Linked DNA regions of Homo sapiens: region 2 is linked to region 1. Evidence: read pairs that join two places in POLR2A ChIA-PET (ENCODE). Cell type or tissue: HepG2. All regions are shown on one strand. Each heading gives the region's core, and the rest is flanking DNA. Links, peaks and the distances in the headings are about the cores only. Region 1 holds the start of LRRC9 (leucine rich repeat containing 9). Region 2 overlaps ARID4A (AT-rich interaction domain 4A).

The links. ChIA-PET counts read pairs that join two places held together with the same protein. Peaks named below come from ENCODE experiments on the same cell type or tissue, not always from the same donor. Only the 100,000 strongest peaks of a DNase experiment are listed, where the experiment ranks them.
Region 2: POLR2A ChIA-PET joins it to region 1 with 5 read pairs; 2 of 35 experiments call an interaction of 5 or more read pairs at or near these places.

Annotation. Positions count from the first base shown.
Region 1 is chr14:59,916,101-59,925,032 of GRCh38, forward strand. It overlaps LRRC9 (leucine rich repeat containing 9), which reads left to right and starts at 4,044. Exons shown (of 33, transcript NM_001395648.1): 1 at 4,044-4,173. RefSeq lists an enhancer at 3,204-4,403. In HepG2, for the core only: a CTCF peak has its summit at 2,827; DNase peaks (open chromatin) are centred at 2,831 and 4,071; H3K4me3 peaks cover 1,681 bases.
Region 2 is chr14:58,308,943-58,317,874 of GRCh38, forward strand. All of the region lies in intron 5 of ARID4A (AT-rich interaction domain 4A), which reads left to right. Among named protein-coding and RNA genes, the nearest start is that of ARID4A, 15 kb to the left of the region's middle. In HepG2, for the core only: no CTCF peak of the experiment used is centred there; no DNase peak of the experiment used is centred there.

The DNA.
Region 1 (8,932 bases), core at 524-8,523:
AGGGAGCAGAGCAAAGCCTTCAGTGACTGACAATGGACACTAGGGAAACACAATACGAGTTAGATGCAGAACTCCTCCAACAGGTGACTTTGGCTCAAGGGCTCCCCACCAACCTGGCAGAACATTTCTTTGAACTGTACCATAGTCTGAGGTTCTCTCTATCCAATCCTTCCTTCCTCCTCTCCTTCCTCAGGTATCAGGTCTGCACTGTGGTCTGACGACTCTTCCTACCTTCTCCTGCTCCTCTGCCCATTATATCTTTTGCCAGTCAAATCCTATCTACTTCTCAGGAGACCCTAACTAATGATTTGACAACCTGTCAACATACACACAATCCTTGCACTGCTAAAAAAACAAACAACAACAACAAAACAAAAACAAAAACACCCTGAAGATCACTTTCTAGAGCCATCTAGAGGTAATCAGTCCTGTGGCATTCTGCTTCCATTTATTCCCTCCATTTAGCTCTACCCTTCACCTCCAGCAACAGAGACAGGGACCTAGAGTACACAATGGAAAATGTGCTATATTCCTACTGGCACCCCAGCTAGCTCTCATAGCTGACAATAGGAATCTATGAACTAGATGAACATATAAAAATGTGGATAGATCTTAAAATAGCATGGAATAAAAAAGGATCAGAATAAAATTTATAGCGTGATACCACTTATGAAAATTAAAAATAGACACACAAATAACACTGCCTGTTTTTCAAAGATAAATACATAACTAAAAGTGTATAAGAAACATTAAATATGGTTGGGATAAGGGTGGGGGCTGGATAAAAAAAACTGGAGAAAAAATAAGAGAAGGCTTTTGTATAGACCAATGATGATGATGTGCTTCAACCTGAGAAATATAATCAACGTTATAAGCCTAAGGTCTAAAGGACAGAAAATAAAAGAGGAAGAGAGGAAAGACTTCTCCGACACAAAGAACTGGTGAGCTCTCCAAGGAATTAAGACTACTACCCCCACTTAAATTCACTATCCTCAATTTGTTGCCTTAGAGCTAAGTACAAATATATCTGAAACAGAGGCAATGTCTTCTTAAAATTCCATTCTGGCTGCCTTTTAAGAAAAGCTTATCCATTAATTATATATCAACAAATCATGAACAAAGGCTATTTAGCATTTTTAGGTAGACCCATTAGAAATAGCGTTCTGTTGGTCTAATTAAAACTTTACTTCAGAATAATCCCTAACTTTTAAATGGATCTTAATACACATGTGTTGCTAGGCATCAATAACAAGAGGGCCTCTGTTGATGACTTTATAAGCACCACATAATTATATCTTCCAGTGACAAAGTAAACCCTAAGTAGTGATGCATTTGTGATTTTTATGATATATCAAATTTAAATGTGAAACAGTAAATTTTTACAGATAAAATCATTAGCTGGAAAGGACTCATTTACATAAGGATCAAATGTCTACACAAATATAAAAATCGAATTAGCATTTAAAACCTCCAGACTTGGTTCTCTGGAAGTAAAGGCACTATTAAAAGGGAGAATTGAAATTAGATGTCTCCACAGTTCTCTACCAATAAGGATAGGGCTGCTTTGAAAAATAAATTTAACAATCTATTTAAAAGGTTCTAATTAACAAATAACTATGTAATTCAAGATTTTCTTATTTGGGTCTGCAAAGTCACCTCTATTTTGTTAAAATAAGTGATTCTTTAATTCAGGATATGATATAGCAAATTTGCTATAATTAGTGGTAATATCTCTTTCCAGTTGTTTTCAGATTCAAGATGCCTTTACCCATAAATAAATAGATTTAAATTAATATGGCTTGGCCTTTGTCTAGTATGATCAGAGGTGAATAAAGTGAAGTCTTATTTCAATTAGATGATTACTTAATTTGCTTGACTCTTCAGTAGTTTCAATTTCCAGCGTTTTTTGTTCAGACATAAAACCTTATAATAAAGCTACTTTAAAGTGAGAAAAGGAGATTAACAAAAATGATCACTCTTTTTGCATTGCTTCTATGGCTTTTAACTGTAAGCATCTTTTGCTTCAAACAACATTTCGAATATGTGAACAGAAGGTGATTCTCTTAAGACTTACCCTGTGGACAAAGGCTTTATTTTGGCAAGTCACCAATAGTTCTTAAGTCTACAGCTATGCAAGAACTCAGACTCAGTTGCTGACTGGCCAGATCCTTGAGCTTTACCTAGAATAATAACAATCTTAAAATTATTTGTTTATATCATGTAAAGAAAACTGTTAGCTCTCTCCTAGTCTTTCACTGGTCAGGAAAATCCCAATAGATTCCTAAAAATATACTTTGATAATGTTTATACTTTCATCCCAGAGCTGGACCCCTCAAATTAAGAAACTTAGTGTAGATAATTCGCTGAACTGGTTTCTGTTCAAATTTCTATGTCTAGAAGTGTAGAAATCTCAACTATTATGTTCTAATTCATCTTTATACTCTATGAAGAAAACTTCCCCAAAGACAGGTCACCTTGTTCAACTACATTTCAGAGAAGATAATAGTAAAAGTAAAAACTATGAATCTGACTTTTCTGGCATTAGTTTGAAACCCCTAAGCCACAAATAACTTTAATTAGCTTATTTCGAATTATCTATTAATGACAGATAGAAACAATTTTCTGTGAAATAAGAATGTAGAGGGAAAACCAGTTAATTTTTGTTTATGTATCTTTACAAACGGTCTATATTACAGATAAAGTTAATTGAATAAAGGCAAATATGCTGAAATTGTTGACAATTGTTAAATGAGAATATTCCTAAAATCTGAACTTTTTCTTGGGAAAGCAGTTCAAAACTATAGTCTATTTAATGAGGTGGCCATCTGGTGACAGAAAGAAGCACTACAGACAATATTTTGCATTAACATCACAACTATTCTACACAAACCGACTGAACCACATAAAAGAGAGCACAGTCCAAAAGAAACATAATTCAAGTCATACATGCAATTTAAAATTTATCTAACAGCCGCATTTTCAAAATAGAAACAATAATTTTAACAATATTTTTTATTTAACCCAATGTATCAAAAATATTATTTCAACATTTAATCAATATGAAGATTAATAACGAAAGAGTTTATTTTTTTCATACTAAGCCTTCAAAATACAATGCGTACCTTACAGCACATGTCAATTTGGACAAGCCACATTTCAAGCGATCATGGGCCCTGCGAGTCTGTGGGTAGCGGCTCACCCTGCTGGACTGCGCAGATCCAGAGAACGACACGAGACCTGCGGTTGCTTTGGTTTGCCTTTTACTAAGTTCATTTCTCAGCCTCTCTGCCCACTCTGAAAAGTCTCCCCTTTCCCCCCTTTTAATTCTACTCTATTTTGTAAATTACTGTTGTCTCCTGAAAATTTTGGAATGCTTAAAAGGCACTCAAAAGCCTGTCCGAGATCGACTAGAAGACCCTCGGAAGGTCCCTCTCTTCTCTGGACCTCACTGGGCGTTCGTTTGCCCGCGCCGTCCTTCCATTCGGCTTGCCGGGCGCGCAGCGGCTTGCGGCTGTGGTCAGCCACCTTCCCGGGAGGCGGTGGTCGCTGGCCGCGGGAAGGATGCCGCGCTGGGGGTCGGGGTTCGTCCCGGCTGTCACGCCACCTTGTGACATCACAGGGCCATGCCCTCGGGGCTCAAGGCCAGAGAGGCTCCGCGCTTCCAGGACCCGAGAGCTAAAGATAATGAATGGGAGAGAGCGAGACTGGAGGAGGTAACGAATAAGTCCCCACCACCTTGCCCATAACGCGTTGCTTTCAGTCACGTTCCGCGAACTGGCGAAGGTAAGTGAAAAGATAAGCGCAGGTACAGAAAAACCTGCCAGCGAGAAGCTCCCGCCGTTTCCCAGGAGCCCCAGGTGGGGTCTTCCGGTTGGACCCCTGCTTCCGCTGATTGGTTGGAGGTCGCCACCACGTGATGCAAACCCGGGTCGGCCTCCGCTTCCCCCCCACCCTTTTATCCCCCTCCCCGCCCCTTTTCTCCTCCTCCCCACCCGGAGGTCGCCGGAGGCGGAGATCAGGTTACCTAGGCAACCGCCACAGGCAGTCTGTACACACCAGGCCTGGGGCGGGAGAGGGTTTCCTACCTTCTGCTGCAAGACAGGGATTGGGAAATCGGAGTGGACTCGGACTTGAATCGGATTGCCCCGGAATCCACCCTCTCTCTGTGATAAGGTCAGAATCCGTCACCTGGTGGCCTTCGGGCGTACATCACCGGGAGTCTTTGATCCCCTCTTTTTCCTTCCAAGCCATACCAAGGGGAAGACGCCAGTGAAGCAAAGTTGAGGTCAAGGGAACTCCGTAATGGTGCAATGGTGATGATAATGATGAAAGACAGTGAGGTGGCTTTACTGAGGCAGTCAGGGTACCAGAACAAAGTTCAAGAGAAGGAAAGGGAGGGTGGCCTACAGCCAACTATGCAGATTTTACTGCACCAATTAAGATTCTGGGCTGGAAAAACCAAGTGCTCCCTAACCAAACCTGACACTGCTCATCTAGAGAGTGTAGGGGGTTTATTTGGACCATCAGTGGTAACTGATGGATTCTGATCCTTTTATACCCAAAGGAGGAAATAATTTGACCCATACAGGACTTCTACTGGGCAGAGAAAAAAAAAGTTTTCTCAGAATGACATCCTAACCAACTCTCACGGCAGACAGAAACCATGGTCCTTTTTACTCTATCATTATACTCTGGTCATGGAGAACGATTATGTCTTTAAATTATACCATATGCCTGTGGCATGACAATTAACCCATTAAACAATTTTTTTAACAACTAGCATGTGCCAGACAGTGAACCTGTGATAGGTTCACAGTTTCTGCCTTCAATGAACATGTAACCTAGTAGGGAAGAAAGGCCCGTAAACATTGTTTTACAGTGTGACAAGTGCTATACAAAGAGTATGTGCAAGCCCTAACCAGAATCACAAGAAAGAGAATGCTTATAATACTACCAGAGAGAATGAAAGTCTTCAAAGAGAAGATCTTTGATTTAAATCTTTAGGGAAGTATGGAGTATGCCATACAGCCAAGGGAAAAGGACATTTTAGGGAGAGGAAACAGCCCATGCCAAAGTACAGAAACATCCATTCAGTTCCAGAGAACTATAGTTGTGGCCTGAACCTAGGGTCCTCTGTGGAGGTTGTGGCTGATGAGCATGTGAGGTAGGCAGGAGTCAGAGCATGGAAACCATTAATACCTTCCAAAGGGGTAAAGCATGAGCAGATTTACCTTTCAGGAGGCTGTCACAGTAGTGTAGAGGATGAACTTGAGGGAAGACAGACTACAGGGAGGACATCAAGTTAAGGGGAGGTGATGAGGGCCTGAACCAAGGCAGAGGCAATTGGAATGAGGAGGAGGAAAAAAAATGTGGTAAGACCTTTAAGAGGTATATGCAGAAGGATTTAATGAGTGAATGAAAATAGGGGGATAGAGTCAAAGATTGGTTGAGGATAATAGCTCAACCAATAGAAGAATGGTGGTGTTACTTTTCAAGAGAAGGCATACATTAGGAGAAGGAGGCTGGTTGGAAAATATAATGAGTTCAATTTTGAACACACTGAATTTGAGATGCCTGTGGCACATTCAGATGGAGCTTTTTCATGTGGGCAGTTGGATTTTTTTTTTTTTTTTTTTTTGCACAGAAAAGAAGATAAGGATTTTTCACCATGAAGAAAACAATTGGTTTGAAAAGCACAAAGTAGGCCAGGCACGGTGGCTCATGCCTGTAATCCCAGCACTTTGGGAAGCCGAGGCGGGTGGATCACAAGGTCAGGAGTTCGAGATTAGCCTGGCCAATATGGTGAAACCCTGTCTCTACTAAAAATACAAAAATTAGCCGGGTGTGATGGCACGCGCCTGTAGTGCCAGCTACTTGGGAGGCTGAGGCAGAAGAATTACTTGAACCTGGGAGGCAGAGGTTGGAGTGAGCCCAGATTGTGCCACTGCAGTCAAGCCTGGGCAGCAAAGTGAGATTCTGTCTCAAAAAAAAAATAAATAAATAAATAAGAAAGAAAAAAGAAAAGAAGAAAAGCACAAAGTAAGTTTGAAATAACAAGTAGAGAGAAGCCAAGGAGAAAAGTTGAACCAAAGAAGAAAACGTGAAGAAGAGAGTCGTCAGCATTGTCAAATGCCATGTCAAGGTCAAGTTGAGAATCAAAACATGTCCGCTGTCTTTGGCCATTAGAAGGTTATTTTTGACCTTGTAGTGGCTTGAGGTGTTCTCAGTCCAGATGGCAGTGAATCCAGGACTGAAAGCAGGTAGTGATGTGTTGCTAATGATTATCTAAAAGGTGTACCATAAAGGTATCTAAAAACAGCTATTCATAGAAGAATATAGGAGAGACTTTTTAAGATAGGAAAGACTTAATATTTATATACAGAAATAAAGGAGACCGTTGACAAGGAAATTTGGCAATAAATGAAAGAGGAAAATTTGACAGCAGTATTCTGAAAGAGACAGATAAGGATAGGATCAATACATAGGAAAAGGGATTTGTTTTGGACAAAAGGAAGAACACCTACTAAGACAGGAGTCAGAAGGGAAAGAAAAATACGTCTTTGAGAGGAGGGAAATAAGAAACATACATTTGATGGCACCACTGTTCTCTGTGAAAATGGGGTCAAGATCATCTACTGAGAGAGAGACCTTGAAAAGAGTGGTGAAAGTTTAGAATAGTAATGTCATGAATCTCGAGTCTCTAGTCCCACTCTCCTAGGAGAGGAAATTGAGGAAAATATAAAACATTTGTTGCTGAAGATCTAACTGAAGTTAGAGGCAATGCATTTGTAGTGACTTCAGCTCCATGCTGGTTAGGTGAAATTTTCCAGTAGCAATCCAAAGTGGAAAGATTAATCCTATGCAGTTTGAGGTGTAAAAGCTATAGAAGTTCCTGGTGGCTTCTGGTTTTGTGGGGGAACTAGAGATGACCTTTAGCCTCTTAAATGGGCCAGCCCTGAAAGAGCTTCGAAGAGCAGGAGAGTAGTTACAAGCTGGCCAACAGGACATTCACCTCTTGATGAATTCAGTAACTTCATCTGGAACCCTTGAGTCCATTTGTGACTGGAGAAAACATACAAGACTTGTAAGTACCAGGAAGGCCTAGCATCCTTGTGATTCAGAAATAGTTATACAACTTATAGAATTTGGGGTTTTTAAATTAAATTGTATTTTTCTAATTAGCTGTTGAATTAGAATAAGATTTTCTGCTAAATAAGTGCATTGATGAAGAGAAAATAAGTTGAAGTGAGAGGTAAGATTTGTATCCCAAATAGGCATATTTTTCTTCCAAGGAAAAGTAGTCTCAAGTAAATGGAGAGCTATCCCTTGTTCTTGAGGATGACTCAAAACTGTAATATGGAAGTTCTCCCTAAATTAATCTTTACAATGCAACCTCAACCAAAATCCCAACTGCATTTTTTAAAACTAAATACAAAATAATCCTAAATTTTATTTGGAAAAATAAATATGGAAGAATATCCAGGAAACTGCCAAAAAAGAACATGAGGTGGGAATTTAAAATATAAATCACAGTAATTAAAACAGATACAGTCAGGCGAGGTGGCTCACGCCTGTAGGCTCACGCCTCCCAGCACTCTGGGAAGCTGAGGTGGGTGGATCACGAGGTCTGGAGATCAAGACCATCCTGGCTAACACGGTGAAACCCCGTCTCTACTAAAAATACAAAAAAATTAGCCGGGCGTGGTGGCAGGCGCCTATAGTTCCAGCGACTCCGAAGGCTGAGGCAGGAGTATGGCGTGAACCCGGGAGGTGGAGCTTGCAGTGAGCTGAGATCGCGCCACTGCACTGTACTCCAGCCTGGGAGACAGAGCAAGACTCCGTCTTAAAACAACAATAACAACAACAAAAAACAGATACTCGTGCAGGAATAGTCAGAGCTAATGAAAAACACAGACTAGAAAGTCCAAAATTAGGCCCCAGTGTATGTGATCATTTAGAATATAACAAAGAGAATGATTTAATTCCTTCTACAATAGTTATCTTGGACAAAGGCAAGATAACTTAGAACACCATTTGGTGAATTTGGAGCTTTGAAGGGAAGCGTTTGTCCTTTGTGTGGTGGTGGGCAGCTAGGCTATCCTTTGGTAATCACAGACTTTAATCCAGTATATAAGGGTTTCTCTTTCCACGAGTAGAGGTGCTGCAAAACACTTTTTAAGCTTGGTGCACTATTCAAATAAACCTGGAGAGGTAAGACTATGGCCTGCATCTATGTATGGGCCTTTGATGGAGCTTCCAAATTCTTTCAGGTTGCTTTCTTGACTGGCTTCTCTTGCAGCCTATGCTGTAATATCCTGAGGTTGTCCAAGAATGGAGTAAAGATGAAATTGCCAATGGGAAGCAGGGAAGGAATGCGCGGCATTTCCTTCAATATAGACCCATCATCTAACCACTGTCTCCACTGCCTCTACCACCACCCTACTCCAATCACCATCCTCTCCCACTTACATTATTACAACTGCCCATTAACTAGTCTCCCTGCTTTTGCTCCAAACCCTACAATCTATTTTAAATACAGCAACCAGAGTGATCTTTTTCAATACTTATGACAGTTCTTGTTACTCTTCAACTCAAATCCTCATATAGCTTTTCATCTTACCATAATAAAATACAAAATCCTCACAGAGTTCTACAAGATAGCACATGATTTGGCCCTGAAATACCTCTCTGACCTCACATCCTACCATTATTTATTTCTCTCAGTGTACTCCAGGCACATAATTTTCCTTGCTATTCTGCAAACATACCAAGTATACTCTCACTGCCCCCCATCCCAGCTTTTTTTTTTTTTTCCATTTGCTGTTTCCTTTGCCTGTATGCATTTTCTCCAGATTCCCGCATGGCTCACACTCACACTCCCTTATGTCCTTCATTTCTTTGCCCAGATTCCACCTTATCATCTGATAAGGTC
Region 2 (8,932 bases), core at 244-8,243, 1.6 Mb before region 1:
GTGATCTAAAGTTATCATTAGAGTCAGTGATATTAACTTCTTCTTGCATAATACAGGTATCAATTTCCCTTCTGTTAAACATGATTAACCAATTTTGAAAGAGATTATGGATATAGTATGACTCAGTTTTTAAAAAATCTGGTAATATCTTACCCTCTAATGGTTTATTTCTTGTTTGTTTGTTCGTTTTAGAGACAGGATCTTGCTCTGTTGCCCAGGCTTTTGTTCAGTAGCACTATTGTAGCTTCCTGCAGCCCTGAATTCCTGGGCTCAAGCAGTCTTACCGCCTTAGCCTCCCAAAGTGTTGGGATTACAGGCATGAGCCACTGCTCTCAGCTTCCCCTTTAATGTTGAATAGTAAACAGCACCAACTCAAGGGGATTTTTTTGTTTCTGTTTTTTGAGCAATAGAAATATTTCCTCTTCCTACCATTCCTACCATAGTTTACTCATTGATAGTTGTTATCCTTGCCATTAAAGATAAGGAATCTGTAATATGTGGAAGTGTGTTATCTGTTCAGTCATTCAAAAGGTGTTAAAATTGGGATTAGAATTCATACCTCTATCCAGCCCAAATCTCTAGTTATGTTTTTTAAAAAAGGAATTAATATGTCCAGTTAAATGTTACCACTAACTCCTGGTAAATACAACTGTCAGTAAGACATTTTGAAGGTACTCTCTGTTTTGCCTTTTTGTAATATAAAAACATATACTTGAAAAGTAAGGAAAAGTTAAAGGATAGAAATTTCAGTAATTCTAGTAATTAACTTTGAAAATGTACACACACAGATCATTTATCAAGTTTAGCACTAAAATCTATCATCTGTATTAATGTTTTTGTAACAAGAAGTGCTTAAGATTCAGATTATTTTGTACCTTGTAGTTACTGTTTTGAACATCGGTTATATCAGATTTTGTGTAAGTTCTAGTTAATATTGAGTAGAGGAGGTTTAGATTCAACTGGTGAATTAATTAAATTTTGTAGAATGTCCTGCAGGTTTATAAGGTTTTTAATGTAGTCAGACTCGCTTATGACAAATGTTATAATCAAAATCAACCACAAAATGTTTTCAAACCCAGGTGGCTCTTCTACTGACTAGAAGATAATTCATTAAGAAATAAAGTAGTAAACAAAAAAAAGTGTTTAATCCTATCATAGGCTTTAACTCATTTTTTAAATGGCCTTCCCTAAGACTTAGTATTCCCATGATATTTTCTTAATGTAATTATGTATTTGAGTGTTAATTTCTTAAATTTTCAGATTCCTGGAGTTTTTTTTTGTTTTTTTTTGTTTTTTTGTTTTTACCTTAGCTGCTGAGGGACTTCTATAGTTATCACAGTTGATTCTATGAATAACAGAACTATTGAAGCTAAAGCAATCTTGATCAAGAAGAACAAAACTGGAGACATACCACCTGATTTCAAAATATACTACAAAGCTATAGTAATCAAAATATCATGATACTGGCACAAAAATAGACACATAGATCAGTGGAACAGAATAGATACCCCAGAAATAAATCCACCTATTTATGGTCATTTGATCTTTGACTAGGGTGCCAGGAGCACATACTGGGGAAAGGACAGTCTCTTCGTAAATGGTGTTGGGAAAACTGGATATCTACATGCAGAAGAATGGAAGTAGACCCTCATCTCACTCGATATACAAAAACTAACTGGATCAAAGTGGATCAAAGACTTAAGACTTGAAATTGTCAAACCACTAGAAGAAAACATAGGGGAAGAGGCTTTATGACACTGGCCCGGGCATTGATTTTTTTTTTTTTTTTTAATGACCCCAGAAGCACAGGCAGAAAAGCAAAACTAGACACCTGGGATTACATCAAACTAAATAGCTTCCACACAGCAAAAGAAACAATCCAGAGAGTGAAAAGACAACCTTCATAATTGGAAAAAATATTTGCAAACTCTGTATTTAATACGGGGTTCATATCCAGAATTTATAAGGAACTTAAACAACTCGATAGCAAGAAAACAACCCAATTTTTAAAATGGGCAAAAGGCTGGGCACGGTGGCTCACGCCTGTAATCCCAGCACTTTGGGAGGCCGAGACAGGTGGTTCACTTGAGGTCAGAAGTTCGAGACCAGCCTGGCCAACATGGTGAAACCCCATCTCTACTAAAAATACAAAAATTAGCTGGGTGTGGTGGTACATGCCTGTAATCCCAGCTACTTGGGAGGCTGAGGCAGGAGAAATGCTTGAACCCTGGAGGCGGAGGCTGCAGTGAGCCAAGATCATGCCACTGCACTCCAGCCTGGGCGACAGAGCAAGACTCCAATCTAAAAAAAAATAAATGAAAATAATAGGCAAAGGACCTGAATAGAAATTTCTCAAAAGCAGACGTACAAATGGCCCACAGGTATGTAAAGAACTGTTCAACATCAGTAATCATCAGGGAAATGCAAATTCAAACTACAAAGAGATTTTACCTCACACCTGCTAGAATGGCTATTATCAAGAAGATAAAAGGTTACAAGCACTGGCAAGGATATGGAGAAAAGGGAATCCTTGCCCGCCATTGGTGGGAAAGTAAATTAGTATAGCCATCATGGAAAATAGCATAGAAGTTCCTCAAAAAATTAAAAATAGAACTACCATATGATCCAGCAATCCCACTCCTGGGTATATAACCAAAGAATTAAACTAGTATGTCAGAGATGTATCTGTATTCCCATGTTTATTGCAGCACTATTCACAATAGCCAAGATATGGGATAAATTTAAGTCTCTATGAGCAGATGAATGTATAAAGAAAATGTGATATATATACATAATGGAATACTATTCAACTTTTAAAAAGAAGGAAATCCTGACATTTCTTACAACATGGTTGAATCCAGGGGACATTATGCCAAGTGAAATAAGCCAGGCACAGGAAGACAAATACCATATGATCTCACTTAAAAAGTCAAACTCTTATTAGAGAGTAGAGTGTTGGTTATCAGGGGTGGGGGCAGCTTGGTTGGGGTGGGCGGGGGGTGAGGGATTAGGTAAATGTCGGTTAAATGATACAAAATTTCAGTTAGAAGGAATAAGTTCAAGAGCTCCATTGTACAACATGATGGTTTTAGCCAATAACAATGTATTGCATACTTGAAAATTGCTAAGAGAGTAGATTTTGAGTGTTCTCACCACACACAAAAAAATAAGCCTGTGAAGTGATCCACATGTTAATTAGCTTGCTTAGCCATTCCACAATGTATACATATTTCAAAACATGTTGTATAAGATAAATACATACTATTAATGTTAAATTTTTTTTTTTTTTTTTGAGATGGAGTCTCGCTTTGTTGCCCAGGCTGGAGAGCAGTGGCGCGATCTTGGCTCACTGTAAGCTCCACCTCCCAGGTTCAAATGATTCTCCTGCCTCAGTTTCCCAAGTAGCTGGGATTACAGGCATATACCATCACCCTGGCTAATTTTTATATTTTTAGTAGAGACGGGGTTTCGCCATGTTAGCCAGGCCAGTCTCGAACTCCTGAGCTCAAGTGATCCACCTGCCTCTGCCTTCCAAAGTGCTGGGATTACAGGCATGAGCCTCCGTGCCCGGTGAAATAAATAATTTTTTTTTAAAAAAACTACTGGCCTTACCTAGGGCATCCGTATGTTTTAAATTTTAAAATGTTTGCTTCATTATGTGAAGAATTCTATAATTTTGTTAATCATAACTGCTGTACATGGATATAACAATAATGATACTTAATTTTCCAAAGTCAGAATTCATGACTTCTTTCTCAGACTTCATTTTATACTTCTGTTTCATGCCTATTATGTCTTTTGATATCCCCTTAACTAAATTGTAGCTCATCAGTTAACTTTCTGATTCTGTTTCTTTACCTATAAAAGGAGGATAATGGTTCCTACTTTGTAGAGGCTGTTGTGAGGATTAGGACATGGTAGAAGCTTAATAAGTGATAGCCAATTATATTTATAGACAGATAAAATTAATTTACTGTTATTATTTTACTATCTTTCAGTATCAGTGCTGTGATAACAGGGAAATGGGTCTTTGTATTTAGTAGTTGATCAGATCCTTTTATTTGAATTCTAGCTGATTAGGGTTAGGATTTGTGTGTTTGTTTGCATTGGCATTACTTTGTCTAATGTGTTTAGTATGGTTGGTGTTACTGTGAAAGTCTCAGCTTTGTCATTTTCCTCTTAATAGATTTTAATATTTTAATCCCTATTAGGATTCTCTAGAGAGAACCAATAAGATATAGATAGATGATAGATAGACAGATTGATACAAGAGGGGATTTCTGAGAGCAGTGGTCCCCAGCCTTTTTAGCACCAGGGACCGGTTTCGTGAGAGACAATTTTTCCATGGATGGAAGTGCTGGGGGATGGTTTCGGGATGAAACTCTTCCTCTTTAGATCATCAGGCATTAGCATCTCATAAGGAATGCACAACCTATTGGTAGATCCCTCGCTTGTGCAGTTCACAGGCATTTGCGCTCCTATGAGAATCTAATGCCACTGCTGATCTGATAGGAGGTGGAGCTCAGGTGGTAATGCTTGCTTGCCCACCGCTAACCTGCTGTCCGGTCCGGTTACCAACAGGCCATGGACTGGTACAGGTTTGTGACCTGGGGGTTGCAGACCCCAGTATTAGAGAAATTTGCTCATCATACTATGAGGACTGAGAATGACCATGACAGGTTCTCTGTAAGCTGGAGACCTGAGATGCCAATAGCTAGGCTCTATCCAAGTCAGAAAGCCTTAGAACCAGGGAAGCTGAGGATATAATTCTTAGTCCCAGGCCAAAGCCTTGAGAAGATCTGAGGGACTGCTGGTATAAGGTGCAGAGTCCCATAGCCAAAGAGCCTGGAGTTCTGATGTCCAAGGGCAGAAGGAGAAGAGTGTCCCAGCTCCAGGAGAGAGAGGAAATCCCTTTCTCTCATTTTTTGTTCTGTCTGGGCCTCCGGCCAATTGGATGGTACTTGCCCACAGTGAGAGTGAATCTTCCCCACCTGGTTCACTGGCACATGTGCCAGTTTCCTCTGGCACACCCAGAAGTAATTGCTTTACCACTTCTCTAGGTATTCCTTAATTCAGTCAAGTTCACATCTAAAATTAACTGTCAAAATACCTAACATAGTAACAGAGATACCACTTTTGGTTATATGTATGTTCTGCTAGACTCAATGAACAATCTATTCAAAAGCCATTTTTGGAAAATATAAGACATTTCATAGAATTATTAAATCCTTGTAGTCTGACTTTTTTTCCTCTTAGCATGCTATAGAAGACTGAACTAAAAAGAAGCTAGACTTGCTATATACAACATTAATTATTTCACTCTTACAAAAATTATACTCTTCAGTGCCTACAAATGTTATGTTCTTTTAGATGAGAGCTCTAAGATGGAAGTTAAGAGAGGAACTTTCTTTTAGATGGAGCTTCTTCATGGTTTTGATCATCAGGGATGTCATGATTGATAAGTTCATAATGTTGTTGGTTTTATAAAAAACATAGAAATATAGAATCAGGGTCTCACTTTGTTGCCCAGGCTGGACTGCAGTGGCAATTATAGCTCCCTGCATCCCTGAACTCTTGGGATCATGTGATCCTCCTACCTCAGCCATTCAAGTAGTTAGGACTACAAGCACCTGCCACCATACCCAGCTAATTTTTAATTTTTTTTTTGTAAAGACGGGGTCTCGCTGTGTTAGCCAGGCTGGTCTCCAACTCCTGGACTCAAGGGATTCTCCTGCCTTGGCTTCCCAAAGCACCAGGATTACAGGTGTGAGCCATCACACCCCTGCCCCCCATTGTTGGGTTTTCTATTTCTCTTTCAGAAAATCTTGCAAAATTACAAATTTATAAAGTACCCAACATACATTTGTATAATTTTGTGAATTAAAAAAATCTTAGTCTGGGTTCAGTGGCTCACACCTGTAATCCCAGCACTTTGGAAGGCCAAGGTGGGTGGAACACTTGAGGCCAGGAGTTTGAGACCAACCTGGTCAACATGGTGAAACCCCGTCTCTACTAAAAATACAGAAGTTAGCCGGGCCTGGTGACGTGCACCTGTAATCCCAGCTACTTGGGAGGCTGAGGCACGAGAATCACTTGAATCTGGGAGGCCGAGGTTGCAGTGAGCCAAGATCATGCCACTACACTCCAGCCTGGGTGACAGAATGAGACTCTGTCTCTAAATAAATAAATAAATCTTAAATTATTTCTTTTTGTTCACTTAAGGTTGGGAGGGTTCCTATATAAAACTGTAAAATAGTTGTTTGTATCATAATCCCCTTTTGAGCAATCTCTTTTTTTAAAAAAAAATTTCTATCCATGATAAGGTATATTTAAGTGAAATGAATTTTTCCTTCCAAAAATCTGATTTTATTTCAAAGTGATTATTGAAATTTTTGAATTGTTGAAATTCAAAAATTGCTGAAATATTTTGTTTAAAATGTTGAAATTGTTGAAATTTTTCATCAGAACATTTTGGTTTAGGGCTGCCATTGATTAATGATAAAACATTATAGAAAATATTTTGTTATATAAATTTTGGAGTGTTGGTCTTACATTCACATTTTCCTTTTTCATACCTCCATTTAAATGTGTGTGTGTGTCTAGTATCGTCATCTTTGGTATTGTAGGCATTAAGAAAAGTTGAAAACCTTTCAGGTTTTATTCTTTTTGAAATCTTATACTTACAGATACTAATACTAACAAGAATTATATTGTTTGGTTTGTGATAATTTAATGATTTAAAAACTTTAAGAGAACAGTGGTTAATTTTTTAGACTTGACACTATATGAATCATAGTTTTTATATCAAATATTTAGCACCCTATTACTCAAGTGCAGATCAGTGATGTAATCATTGGAGGATGTTGTGTTTTAACCTGTCATTGTGCCTGCAGCTAGTCATTAATTTCTGGATCATTGACTGTGTATAGCACAGCTGCTTTTTTAGAATCATGGTTCTTTGAGTATGTGCTTCGGGAGTTTTTAATTTTTTCCACATTGTCTCCTGCATGTAAAAGAATCTAAGCTAGGTATCTGTAGTCTAAGAGGGAGAACTGATTGAAGTAAATAAATATTTAACATGTTGAAAGCTTTTATATAATTTTCTTTCAAAAAACTTATTCATTAAAGGTAAGCGTAGGATTTGAAGGCAAAGTGTTTGCTAATAAAACAACCTTTTCAGAAAATAATTCAGGATTATAATTTCATAGGTAACCAATTAAAAAATTCTAAGATATCAAATGAATGTAATGTAGAATTTCTTTTTGTTAACACTGACTTATTCTGTTAGAATGGAAAAAAGTATCTAGAATTGTGAAAATTAGTACTAAATCTTGATAATTGTTTTTGGGTACATATGTATGCTTTCTTGTTAAGTGAATATGGATGTTAAGTGTCTGAAGTAAAGATTATATCTTATTTTATTCATAACCTGGGGCAATGAGGTACCTTCTGAGAGCATTTTCTTTTTAATAAACTATAAATGTTGGATGCTAAAATCAGAATACAGTCTCAAAAGTTAAACCTATACAATTATCAAAATAATATATTGTTAGTGATTAGGAGAATATTAGGGATAAATTGTAAAATTCCTTACCCCATTTCCTTGAAATGTTTAAATATAGTCAAGTAGTACGATTTTGTTTGTTTGTTTGTTTTAGACGAAGTTTTGCTCTTGTTGTCCAGGCTGGAGTGCAATGGCGCAATCTCTGCTCACTGCAACCTCTGCCTGCCGGGTTCAAGAGATTCTCCTGCCTCAGCCTCCCGAGTAGCTGAGATTACAGGCGTGTGCCACCATGCCTGGCTAATTTTGTATTTTTAGTGGAGACAGGGTTTCTCCATGTTGGTCAGGCAGGTCTCGAACTCCCGACCTCAGGTGGTCCGCCCGCCTCGGCCTCCCAAAGTGCTGAGATTACAGGCGGGAGTCACCGCGCCCGGCCAAGTAGTATGATTTTTTAAAATATGTACTAAAGGCCAGGCGCGGTGCTCACGCCTGTAATCCCAGCACTTTGGGAGGCTGAGGCAGGTGAATCACAAGGTCGGGAGATGGAGACCATCCTGGCTAACATGGTGAAACCCCATCTCTACTAAAAATACAAAAATATTAGCCGGGCGTGGTGACGTGTGCCTGTAGTCCCAGCTACTGGGGAGGCTGAGGCGGGAGAATGGCGTGAACCCGGGAGGCGGAGCTTGCAGTGAGCTGAGATCGCGCCACTGCACTCCAGCCTGGGGGACAGAGTGAGACTCAGTCTCAAAAAAAAAAAAAAAAGTAGTAAAAGCAAAAAATTTGAGAAAGCATCTATGTAATTATGATTTTTTTTAAAGTTTCTTTCTTTCTTTCTTCTTTTTTATTTTTTTTTTTTGGGACGGAGTCTTGCTCTGTCGTAGAGGCTGGAGTGCAGTGGTGCAATCTCGGCTCACTGCAAGCTCCGCCTCCTGGGTTCACGCCATTCTCCCGCCTCAGCCTCCCGAGTAGCTGGGACTACAGGCGCCCGCCACCACGTCTGGCTAATTTTTTTTGTATTTTTAGTAGAGACGGGGTTTCACCGTGTTAGCCAGGATGGTCTCGATTTCCTGACCTGACCTCGTGATCCGCCCACCTCGCCTCCCAAAGTGCTGGGATTACAGACGTGAGCCACCGCGCCTGGCCTAAAGTTTCTTTTTAAAAAAACCTTTATATTTGTCTTTTTTTTTTTTTTTTTTTTTTTTGAGACAGAATCTTGGTTTTGCTGTCACCCAGTGGCACAATCATGGCTCACTAACCATGGTTGAGCCTTGGTTTTTCGCGGCTCAAGCAATCGTTCCACCATGGCCTCTCCAGTAGCTGGGACCACAGGCATGAGCCACCACGCCTGCCCTACAAACTTTTATCTTTCTGTTTCCTTATTTCAACCTTTATTTCTAAACTTCTCAGCTGGGTACAGTGGTTGATGCC